4 separate regions of the Mus musculus genome follow, and all the other regions are linked to region 1. A link is a contact called in ENCODE POLR2A ChIA-PET data. All regions are on one chromosome and are shown on one strand. The core of a region is the stretch at or near the end of the contact, and the rest is flanking DNA. Distances in the headings are between cores, read along the strand shown. Region 1 holds the start of Macrod1 (mono-ADP ribosylhydrolase 1). Region 2 holds the start of Bad (BCL2-associated agonist of cell death). Region 3 overlaps Macrod1 (mono-ADP ribosylhydrolase 1). Region 4 holds the start of Dnajc4 (DnaJ heat shock protein family (Hsp40) member C4).

Evidence for each region. ChIA-PET counts read pairs that join two places held with the same protein, here RNA polymerase II (POLR2A).
Region 2: POLR2A ChIA-PET joins it to region 1 with 28 read pairs in Patski. The contact joins the promoter of Bad here to the promoter of Macrod1 in region 1. POLR2A ChIA-PET finds 5 or more read pairs at or near these places in 4 of 5 experiments (Patski and embryonic stem cell).
Region 3: POLR2A ChIA-PET joins it to region 1 with 27 read pairs in Patski. The contact joins the enhancer-like site here to the promoter of Macrod1 in region 1. POLR2A ChIA-PET finds 5 or more read pairs at or near these places in 3 of 5 experiments (Patski and embryonic stem cell).
Region 4: POLR2A ChIA-PET joins it to region 1 with 26 read pairs in Patski. The contact joins the promoter of Dnajc4 here to the promoter of Macrod1 in region 1. POLR2A ChIA-PET finds 5 or more read pairs at or near these places in 3 of 5 experiments (Patski and embryonic stem cell).

The regions. Positions count from the first base shown.
Region 1 is chr19:7,055,334-7,058,145 of GRCm38, forward strand. Macrod1 (mono-ADP ribosylhydrolase 1) reads left to right here and starts at 1,435. Exons shown (of 11, transcript NM_134147.4): 1 at 1,435-1,849. The coding sequence starts at 1,558.
Region 2 is chr19:6,941,108-6,943,919 of GRCm38, forward strand. Bad (BCL2-associated agonist of cell death) reads left to right here and starts at 1,455. Exons shown (of 4, transcript NM_001285453.1): 1 at 1,455-1,517; 2 at 1,760-1,939. The coding sequence starts at 1,768. Gpr137 (G protein-coupled receptor 137) reads right to left here and starts at 86. Exons shown (of 7, transcript NM_207220.3): 1 at 1-86.
Region 3 is chr19:7,134,323-7,137,134 of GRCm38, forward strand. All of the region lies in intron 3 of Macrod1 (mono-ADP ribosylhydrolase 1), which reads left to right. Gm38621 (a long non-coding RNA gene) reads left to right here. Exons shown (of 2, transcript XR_877703.3): 2 at 1,359-1,717. It also overlaps a transcript of Flrt1 not described here. Among named protein-coding and RNA genes, the nearest start is that of Gm38621, 13 kb to the left of the region's middle. Within about 2 kb of position 1,390, at least 2 of the 3 ENCODE cell types and tissues checked have a DNase peak (open chromatin) inside an H3K27ac peak, as active enhancers do.
Region 4 is chr19:6,991,121-6,993,932 of GRCm38, forward strand. It overlaps Dnajc4 (DnaJ heat shock protein family (Hsp40) member C4), which reads right to left and starts at 1,462. Exons shown (of 7, transcript NM_001357001.1): 1 at 1,429-1,462; 2 at 1,039-1,152. The coding sequence starts at 1,133. Nudt22 (nudix (nucleoside diphosphate linked moiety X)-type motif 22) reads right to left here. Exons shown (of 6, transcript NM_026675.2): 4 at 2,542-2,639; 5 at 2,313-2,406; 6 at 1,899-2,082. The coding sequence ends at 1,924. It overlaps Gm35838 (a long non-coding RNA gene), which reads left to right and starts at 1,337. Exons shown (of 2, transcript XR_386530.2): 1 at 1,337-1,619; 2 at 1,702-1,926.

The sequences.
Region 1 (2,812 bases), core at 185-2,684:
GAAGAGGGCGTGGCATCCCTTGGAACTGGAGTTACAGAAGATTTTTGAGCCACCATGTGAGGGCTGGAAATAGAATTCTGGTCCTCTGGAACAGCAGTCAGGGATCTTAACTGCTGAGTCATCTCTCCAGCCCCGGGATTTAAATCCCTCCCCCACCCCCGCTTTCTTTTTAAATAAAAATGTAGAGTCTCACTGGGTAGCTCTGACAACCAGCTCTCAGGTAGGCCAGGCTGGTGTGGAACTGAATATGAAGTAGTGGCTAACCGGGAACAGGTTACAGGCATATGTCATTATGGAATATGAGGAAAAAAAAAATTAGCCGGGCAGTGGTGGCGCACGCCTTTAATCCCAGCACTTGGGAGGCAGAGGCAAGCAGATTTCTGAGTTTGAGGCCAGCCTGGTCTGCAGAGTGAGTTCCAGGACAGCCAGGGCTACAAAGAGAAACTCTGTCTCGAGAAGAAAAAAAAAAAACAACAACAACAACAACAACAACAACAAAAGAAAAGGAGAAAAATAAAGAAGAAAAAAATTATCCTTCTTAGGTCACTACTCTAGTGTTTCTATACACCCACATTTATAGATCCATATTCTCTCTCCTTTTCTCCTTTTTTTTTTTGGTTTTTGGTTTTTGAAGACAGGGTTTCTCTGTGTAGCTCTGGCTGTCTGGAACTCTCTGTAGACCAGGCTAGCCTCGAACTCAGAAATCAGCTTGCCTCTGCCTCCCAAGTGCTGGGATTAAAGGCATACGCCACCACTGCCCGGCTCTTTTTTATATTGATTGTTAGACTGACCTATTGACTGAGACAGGGTCTTGCTATGTGGCTGCCTTGTAAGTCAGGCTGATCCTAAACTTTCCTAAGATCCTCCGCCCTCACCCTCTGGAATGCTGGATTGTAAGTATGCCTTACCATGCCTATTTGACACCTAGGTTTCTTCCTGTCAAATCTCACTAATGTCTTGTGAGCTGCTGTGGAATTCAGTCGGCGCTGCTTGGCTCTTGGAGCTTAAGGGAGGTCGAGCTCTTCAGAAAAGTTGCCCCACCCTAACACATAGGTCCGCGGCACCTATCACCCCCGCCCCACCTTGGCAGGCTGGAACGTGCAGCTGCTGTGGATCAGAAGCAGAGCTGGGTGATGCGGAGGCACCAACACAAGTCCAGGTCTCTCTATGCCTACAAAACACGCGATAGGACCGAGTTTACTTATGAGCCACGGCAACTAGGCGGAAAGAACTAGAAGCCGACTTGGCGGGAAAACCCACGCACGGAGTGCCTTGTCGAATCACCGAGCTTCGGAAGGTTGGCTGCAGCCACACTCGGGAGGACACAGACAGGCTGGGTGCGCACGTGTGTGCTACCAGTGCGTGAGCGCAGTGGGCCGGGACGGAACTACAAGTTCCAGGGTGCCCAGCGGCGCGCCGCCCGCGGTCTCTAAGCAGGTCGCCACGGGCTGGCACGCGCCACTCTCGTCCCAGAGTAAATAAGGGACCGAGCGCGACTCTCCGGAGCACCGTAAATAGAGTCCGAGTGGGCGGGGAGCCGCCCGGCACCGCCTGCTCATGTCGCTGCAGAGCCAAGTGTCCGGCCGCCTGGCACAGCTGCGCGCGGCGGGGCAGCTGCTGGTCTCCCTGCGCCCCTGGCCCGGCCGCTCGGCGGGTGGCCCGCGGCCCCGTGGCAGTGCGTGCGGTCCCCTGGTGGCACTGGGCGAGCACGGCTACTGCGCGTGGCTCTCGGCGGGAGTTGGGGCGTGGGGGGCGGCGGGGCGTGGAGCCTGGGTGCGCACCTGGGCCCCCCTGGCCATGGCCGCGAAGGTGGACCTGAGCACCTCCACCGACTGGAAGGAGGCCAAATGTAAGTGTGAGCGCAGGGCGTGGGTCTCCCCGGCCGAAAGGCACTCCACGAGCAACTGAGACACTCGGGAACCCCTTTAGCCCACATCCATACCCAGCTCCTACACCAGGTTACCCCTTGACTAAACGAGTGGGGAAGGCGGCCTTACCTCAGCAATGGTCCCAGGTAGTCCACACCCCCCACACCCCCAGATCCTCTGGGATCTGCCACCTTCCTCCATGCATGCACAGGAGGGAAACTGAGGCTTAGGGCCAGAGTTCACTTCCCCAAGGTCAGGCTGGGAGTGTGCAAAGGCAAAGTGTAGAAGCTTGGCCTATCAGGTAGGGTCAGGTAGCCCCAAGAATGGCAGCTCGGGGGCCTCTCTGGGAGTATGGTAGGTGCCCGTTTTGCCCTCCTGCTGGCTTCTGGCCCCTTGCCAGCACTTTGCTCCTTCTTGAGGGACTGGGATCATAGAACTTGGAGAGCAGGCTGACATCGGGCGTGGGCTTGTGAGAATCACTGACTCCCTCAAGAATGAAAGTATTTCTCCTCCTGGACGGGCATGCCAGGAAGGGGCCACGGGTCCCGGACGACCTAGTCGCTAACTGGAATGCAAAGTGCAGAGCCCCAAATAGCCCTGAGTGGCAGTCCAGCTGCCCCTGCCTTTCAGCGCCAGTGCTTCCCTTATTATTCCGGGCCGATCCTCCTCCCAATGAGCGGCTAAGGCCATTGGCTGGGCTGCTAGTGGGCGTGACCATGGGGGCTGGGTCAAGCGGGGTTGAAGGTAACCTCAGATTGGTTCCTTTTTAGAAAAGAGAGCTCTCCCTTGTTGCAAGTCTGCCCAGGATCCTAAAGCACTTGACAGTCTTCTTTGGGAGCAATCAGAACTTGCCACTCCCTCAACCTTGGCCGGGAGTTGCGGGGCTCGTCCAGAATTCCAGCAGAGGGAGTTAGTGTTCTTCCTTAGAGTCCTGCTTACCCATG
Region 2 (2,812 bases), core at 205-2,704, 110 kb before region 1:
GGGGGTTGGGGGTGTCCCTCCCTGGGCCAGCCCCAGAGCCAAGATGCGAGGATGCAGTGGCACAGAGTCCCTGGCCTTGGTTGCTCGTGTCCGGCTGGCAGGAGGGGGAGAGCCGGCCGATGCCCGTCAGCTTAGGACAGCGGCCGCTGCGGGGGCGCCCAACGCCCCGCTCTCCCCCTCCCCAAGCTTGGTTCCTCTTTCCCCTCCAATAATCCGGATTGGGAGGCTTCTTCCTCTGTCCTCAAGATTCCAGACGTGTTCCCCCACCGCGTCCACCCTCAGCCCCGGTGAATAAGAGGAAGTCGATGTCAGGTCTCAGGCCGCTGCGGGGTAAGCGGGATCCGGTCGCCGGGACACCGGGCTCCAGCTCCCCGGCTCCCTCTGCTCCGCCCCACTCCTGCGCCTGCGCGGACGTCCGTTCGCTACGTAAACTGCGTAGCGACCGGCAGGGACTCCGAAGCCATGCGCCGCGCCCGGCGTGCATCTCTTCGAGAATCGCCGCAAGGTGCGCTGCCGGCGGGTGTCCCGGGTTACGGATGGCGGCGGGCGGCCGAGAGTAGAGCAGGCCGCACGCAGCAAGCACCTGGGCTACCAGTGCCATGGACCGCCAGCTCTTAATGTTTGGGGACTACCATTTCCCACGCTTAGATTCCCAAATCCACATCGCGTTCGGCGTGCCCATATGGGGGGCGGCAACGACTTCCCCGCACAGGGTCACTGAAGGAAACTTCCGCCCACAACCAAGATGGTACCCGGACCCCGCCCCCTAGCTTCTGTCTGCAGGCCCCGCGCTCCGGCCCGGGGCAGCGTACGCACACCTATCCTGGCAGCAGAGGCCCCTGGAGCCCCACGGCTCGCCTTCCTGGGCGCCCCGTCCCTTCTTCCGCACCCGGGCGGCCATCCTGCCGTAAAGGAGCTCCCGAAATGGCGCGGGGGGTTGTCCCCAAGACGGGCAGTGCAAGGCCTCCACGATCGGGAAGAAGGAGCTGGTCTTCCCATCCCGGTCACTCGGTCCAGGGGGAGCAATAACCATCGCAACGACCATTGCATCCGACGGCCGAGCTTCAGTGAACGGCTCTATAAGTAATCACTAAGCTGTTTACAGAGTTTTCACCAGCTCCCCAGGGAGGTGTCATTAACCCCATTTTACAGGAGGGAATTCGGGCCCAGAAGGGCTGGAGGACTTATCAGCCGAAGCAGGCCTCCAGGATCCAAATGGGAACCCCAAAGCAGCCCTCGCTGGCTCCTGCACACGCCCTAGGCTTGAGGAAGTCCGATCCCGGAATCCGGAGCCTGGGGAGCGACGCGGGAGGAAGGCGGTGGAGACCAGCAGGTCGGCGCAGGGGTGGGACCTGGCTTGGGGTGGCCCCGCCTCCAGGCCGACCCGGGATTTACTTCGAAAACTGATTGGGTCAGATCTGTGACAGTTCTCGTCGCCCAGGAAACTAGGGCCGGGCGCCCTTAGAACTGGAGGGAGGAGGCAGGCCCGGGTCAGGGGCCTCGAGATCGGGCTTGGGGTGAGACCTATTCCCGGTCCTAACGGGCAGGGGGAGCGCACTAGTGTCTGGACAGAGCTCTGAAGAGAGATTTAATATTCGGGCGACAGCCAGGCAGACTGAGCAGACAAATGAGGGATTGGGAAGATTTGGGGAGTTGAGCTACCGTGGTGGGAGAGGGAGACAGGAGTACCTCTCCTCTGCTTCTCATAAACACTGTTTGCCTAGCTGTGTAGTGAGTACTTCTTACCTTGTCTCTACAGCCCAGAGTATGTTCCAGATCCCAGAGTTTGAGCCGAGTGAGCAGGAAGACGCTAGTGCTACAGATAGGGGCCTGGGCCCTAGCCTCACTGAGGACCAGCCAGGTCCCTACCTGGCCCCAGGTCTCCTGGGGAGCAACATTCATCAGCAGGGACGGGCAGCCACCAACAGTCATCATGGAGGTAGGTTCCTCACTACCATTATCTGCCTGTCCCATGCCCCCTGACTCTCAGGTGCCCCTTACGTTGCTGTTGCAGCCATACTTCCTAAAGATTCTTGGGAAGCCCCAGATAGCTCCTTTCATCAGATTGCTTCTTCTACAAACCATCACTGGGCTAATTCACAGAGATGTATGGTATGCCCTTAATGATTAAGCTGACTCACTGAATGCTGAAAACAGACCCCCTTATTATGTCCCCAAGATCAGTGGGAGGTAAGCAGAGCCCCAAAGAAGTGACTTTTCTCTTTATTTATTTATTTATTCATTTATTTATTGTATGTGAGTACACTGTAGCTGTCTTCAGAAGAGGGCATCAGATCCCATTACAGATGGTTGTGAGCCACCATGTGGTTGCTGGGAATTGAACTCAGTACCTCTGGAAGAGGAGTCAGTGCTCTTAACCACTGAGCCATCTCTCCAGCCCAAGAAGTGGCCAGTAGGTCCGTTCGTTCGTTCGTTCTTTCTTTCTTTCTTTCTTTCTTTCTTTTTTTAAAATGATTATTTTTTGGTTTTTCAAGACAGGGTTTCTCTGTGTAGCTCTGGCTATCTTGGAACTCACTCCTACAGAAAAACCAATAAATAAATAATAATAATAAAAACTAATAAAAAAGGAAGAAGAAAGCTGAAGGTTAAAAGAAGGGATGGGGGAGGGGACTGGAAAAATGGCTCAGTGGTTCAGAGCATTTACTACCAGGCTGGCCTTGAACTCAGAAATCCTCATGTCTCTGCCTCCCAAGTGCTGGGATCAAAGGCGTGCACCACCGCCGCCCAGCTCAGTAGGTTCTTTCTTACTCTATGGCTCGCCTTCAGCCCGACTATTCTTGCCCAGATGGGA
Region 3 (2,812 bases), core at 140-2,639, 79 kb after region 1:
CAAGGTGCGCACTCCCCAATTCTGAGAGTATTCCTAGCTAATCTTTGCAGATCTAGGCTGAGGCTGACAGAGAATCCAGGGCACCAGGTGCAGGGTGCCTCATTATCTCTGCCCCAGAGCACTGGAGACCAATGACCTACACTGGGCTTCATTTGCATACAGGGGTCATAGGCATTTGGTTCATTATTATGCTTCATAACCGAGAGACAGCATATGTATTCTTTGCTATTTAGCAAATGTTATGTAATTATTAAAAAAAAAAAAAAAAAAAAACAGATCAGCTGGACCTAATTTTAGCTGCTGGGATTCCTGCCTTCGGGCATCCATGGCCTCTCCTGGCCCCGCTCAGGGCCGCCTGACTCCAAGCCTGTGCACTGAGACTGGAACAGAGTTGGTCCCAGCCCCGCTTTCGGCCCAGCTGCAGCTCGCCTCGCCCCTCCCCTGGAGCTGGGGGTGGGGCAGGGAGGGGCGACTTGAGTTCTGAGTCCATTCTATTTGGGCTCACATCAGCTTGTCTGCCGGGAGGATTTAGTGAGCGGCTGCGGTCAATAGTGCGTTTGTTTTGCTATCGACCTGCCCAGCAGCTCCCAGGCTGCCTGTCCCCCCTGCACAGCTGAGGCCTCTCCAGGCTGTGGGAGCCAGACCTGGAATCACCATAAGACCAACCTAGAGAGGCTTCCAACCTCTTGGCACGGCCAGTCCCTGCCCACAGCCTGGCCCGGGTGACTCAGTTCACAGCCCCTTCCTTCGTGGTCCGATTCTTGTGTTCCGTAGTCCAAGAGAGGATGAGGCATTGCAATCGCTGGCTTCACCAGACTCTGGGACCTCCTGCTTGACAGAGAACCCCCATAACTACCAGGCTCGGTGACTCTGGGACCTGCTTTGTGGAAAGCATAGCCTGAAGAGATGAAACACCTCATAGAAAGCAGTGGGTTTCTGGGGTGGAGCACTGAGGCCCCCTACCCTTCCTCCAGCAGTCCTCCAGGTCTGGTACCGGCTCAGTTAAGAGCAGTGGCCATGTAGGGAGCTTGGCTTCTTGGCTTCTGCTCAGACAGCCCCTGGGTTAGAGGATAATTGACAGACACCAAGTCTCTGACTTACACTTATTCATTCAACAAACATTACTGCTCTGGGCCAGGGCCCAGAGGTGAGGGCCACAGGCTGAAATCTGGGAGCCAAGCACCACACACAATTTTGCAGAGGGTAGAAAGGGATGTGGGTTCTCAGAGAGGTCTAGGGGCATGCTGTAGCTGGGAGGGGCTGCTGCCAGGGACTGGGAGTGGGTTGGGGAGGGGCATGGGAGCTTTGGTGGAGGCCTTTCTACAAACAGTTCTGAGGGATGAGTGGAATTTTGACAGGGGAGGAAGGCACAGCAGGAGGAGGGCCCAGCGGGGGCAGAGGCCTGGCGCACAGCCGGGTGCACAGGGAAACAAGAGAAGCACGCGGCCCCTCCGTGAACCTGAACCGTGGAAGTCTCTGGAGCGTGGAGCAGAGCCAGCCCCTCCTTGTCTACTTAGCCAATCTCTAGAGGGCTCAGTCCCACACACCCCCTTCCCCCAACTATCTCAACGGGGGTCCTCATCCCCTCTTCTTCCTCCCTTCTCCCTCCAAAATGAGAAAGAGGGGAAAAAAACTGTTATTGTTCACGCCTCATCTCCCCCCAAAGTTATTAAATTTCATTCCACGAACAAATAAATCCATTTTTATTGCAGCAGGAGGAGCGGGCAGTGGTTTGACTGTTTTACCTTTTTTATTTTTCAAAGTCCTGTTAAATCTGCTGGGATCAGCTGGGATGCCTCCTGTGCCCAGCACACTCCTCCCTCCGGCTTCTCCTCCTCCTCTTGGCCCAGCAGGCAAGGCGGGGCCCCACCTGACCTGCTCTGGGGTTCTCACAGGGCCTCCCAGTCCCCAGCCTGCCTGCCAGGCGGGAGGAAGCGCTCTGCCAGCCTCCTGTTTGTTTGGCATTTTATAGTTTTCCTAACACTTCCCGCGCACGCCTCCCGTAGAGCCCCTGATGGGGAGGCACTGCCTGCTCCATTTTATAAAGAGAGAAAATAAGCCAGAAAGCCAGTGGCTCTGAACCCTCCTGGTAGTTTTGAGAGCCCCAGGTACACCCCCGACCCAGGCTCTGACCTTCTCCCCAAGCCTGGCCTGCTTGCCTTATTTGGATCTGAAGACAGCATGGCTTTGTTTGGCATCTCAGACACACGACTCAGTTCAACAGGGTGTCACACTGGGACAGGAATGGGAATTCCTGCCACCTAAAAGCTATGTGAGTCCCAGACCCAATCTCTGCATCCGTGGCAGAGGCACAATAACAGCACCCCCATCAAGTCACCACGGGGAAGAGAGGATGTAGGGACACAGCCCTGTGTTACCTTCCCCTCTCACCATGCCACTCCTGCCCAGGGCTCACCTGCCCGCTGCTCTGCAAGCCTGTAGATTGTCGAGGATGGGCTGGGCCATGGGGTGTGGGGAGCCTTCGAAACTGGATCTGCACTGGACTCCCAAGCTAAATTCCCGTCAAGGTTATTTCCTTGTCAATCATTTGCTAAAGACTTAATGACTGTCAATAGATGCCTGTTGCATCAGCCGAGCCAGCAGCTAGAGGTTCCCCGTGACACATTAGAGACTCTACTGCCTAAGCCAGACCCAGGTGTCACCATGCACTGCTGAGTGTGTACCTGTCCTCCCTGTGTCTGATGTCAGGCCACTGCAAGGGTGACCTGGCTCCCACTTCAGAGGACCTCCACTTCCCCAGCTGGGACTCCCTGACCCTACCCAATCTTCGGGTCAGCAGGGCCTCGGGAAT
Region 4 (2,812 bases), core at 212-2,711, 64 kb before region 1:
ACTAGCCTTAAACTCACAGTGCTTGCCATTGCCTTCCAAATTCTGGGACCAGAGGCATGTGTACTACCATCCTGGCTAAAAAGTTTCTTCAAATATTGTTTAAAATTATATTATTTTGTGTTTATGAGTGTTTTCTGTATGTATGTCCACCACATGCCTGTCTGGTGTCTCCAACGGGTCAGAAGAGGGTCTCCATAATTTACCATGTGAATGCTGGGAATCAAAACTGGATCCTAGCCGGGCGTGGTGACACATGCCTTTAATCCCAGCACTTGAGAGGCAGAGGCAGGCTAATTTCTGAGTTCAAGGCCAGCCTGGTCTACAGAGTGAGTTCCAGGACAGCCAGGACTACATAGAGAAACCCTGTCTCGAAAAACCAAGAAAAACCAATAAATAAATAAATAAATAAAAGCCAGGCATGGTGGCGCACGCCTTTAGTCCCAGCACTCAGGAGGCAGAGGCAGGTGGATTTCTGAGTTCGAGGAGGCCAGCCTGGTCTACAGAGTGAGTTTCAGGACAGCCTGGGCTATACAGAGAAACCCTGTCTCAGAAGAAAAAAAAAAAAAAACTGGATCCTCTGTGAGAGTGGCAAGTACATGGAGGCTGTGCCTGAACTCTATAGACATGCCGGAGATTGACTATGGAGGCTTACCTGGGTCACATAGGAAAACTCCATCTCAAAGGAAAAGGCAGATTCCCATGTCCCCACTTCATTGAATGCTGGAGGACCAGCATCCAGATTCAAGCCCAGAAATCTACATCTTTGTACTCAACCTCCTCTTTCCCAGCGTATGCACAGCGAAGCCTGACAACACGCCAGAGCTATGGAAAGAGCAGACCAGAGCTCAGATTCCCGAACTGTCGTTTAACTTAATCTCGGAGCTCAGTTCTTAGCTATTGGTATACTAAGTGCCTAGCATTGAAGGAGAATGTTGTCTGGGACTTGACACATAATGCAGAGACAACTATCTCAAGACGCAAGGTGGGCTCTCAGGAGAAAAACCACTGAACATGGACAAATTCTGGGGCTCAACTCACCGCTGCCCTGTGGCGGCTGTGAGAAGTCGGATGGAAAGGCTATGCGGCCACAGCCGGCATAGGCGCAGGGGCAGCTGGAGCAACAGGGACGGCATGACGACGACGGGCAGGCAGCTAGGAAAGGGAGGCCCCCAAAAGTCCATTGGGTCTCAATCGGGCCGGACTTCGGGGATCGTGGCAGAAAGAAGGAACCTGCCTCAGTTTCCCACAAAGGCAAATTCGAGGAAGGCCTCTTTACTAAGAACCAGACAAGGGGTGCTCTAGGCCTTCCAGCATCACCCTCCAAGTCTGGACCACCCGCTAGGCACTTGGGACACCCCTTCTCACCCAAAGCATTAGGGGGCGTGCGAAGGAGGAGACACAGCCAAGCCCCGCCCCTGCCCCACTCACAGGCTCCTTGGTCGCCGCCATTTCCTGCGCCTATGAAGGCCCCGCCCCTGATCCCTCATTGGGGGTAGACGCTCAGGCCACGCTTATTGGGCGAGATGAGGATAATGTGCATCAAAGGACCCGCCCCCACATGCTCATTGGCCTAGGACGCCGGGGCCCGCGAAGCGGAAGCATTGGGACAGCTGAAAAAGGTACCAGTGTCAAACCGAAGAGGCGGGGGTAGGGGCAGAGCTTGACCTCCAGGAAGGTCTTGTGCTCCACCCTCTCTTTTAGCTGCGAGGTACGGGTTCTGCAGAGATGTCTTCACCCCGTCGTGACCCGCATTCCGCAGCCAAGAGGAACACAGAGGTCGCACCTTGGGGCTTTTTTGTTTTGTTCCCTTTATGCCACAGTGCTCAGCCCCTCTCATCCATCCCGGGTTCTCTCAGAGGACCCCGGACTCCTAGGAAAGCAGCAGAAGCTAACGGAATACAAGAATAAAGTCCTTTATTGTCTTCAGAGCTGCAGTGATAGGGCTGGGGCGCTAGGGTGACTCAGGTGGGACTTCCCAACACCTGACTGTAGAGGTGGATGGCGATTGTAGAGGAGGATGGCGCCTTTGGCCGAGGGGCAGAGTTGTGCCCACATCTCCGTCTCCTGCAGTCTCTGTACCCTCTGTGGGAAATCAATGAGACCCAGACATCAGGCCTCCCTTCGTCCAGGGACACCCTGTGCCTGGAGTTGCCATACTTTAGAACTCCTAGACTGTCCCTGTCCCTGGGCTTTTCCTTTAGGAAGGAGCCAAGCTCTGTGCCTCAGGAAACTCTGGGAGACCCAGAGGCCTCTACCTCACCTAGATATCCCTAACCCCATAACCAGACACCTAGAAGGTCTCAACTCCACACCTGTGTCTCCACAAAGATGATTCCTGTAGACTCGTGGGCCTCAGGTCCCCCACTCAGGTAATAACTCCTGACCTCCTCTGAAGTCAAGCTGCACCTAGACAAAAACATGAAGGTGTCTTGGTAGATATCCACACCTTATAGGACGGACCCCTGCAAAACGCCAGTTGCCTTAAACCCACTCCTTCCCTGGCCATCTCACCCAGGATCCTGTGCCCGGGAACCCACTCACTGGACATAGAACTCTGCACTGGCTCTGCCCGCGCTGGTCTCATTGCAAGCGATTCCCAACAACAGTGGCTGGCTCAAGGTGTGCAGTGGCAGGTTCACCTGTGGTGGGGAGTCCTACCTGTCAGGCTGACTTCTCAGTAGCCTGGCTGGTTGGTTGGTTTGGTTTGGTGTTTCTGTTTGTTTTTGTTTCAAGACAGGGCCTTGTGTAGCCTAGGCTATCCTTAAACTTAATATTTAGCAAAGATAACTCTGAATTTCTGATCCTTCTGCCT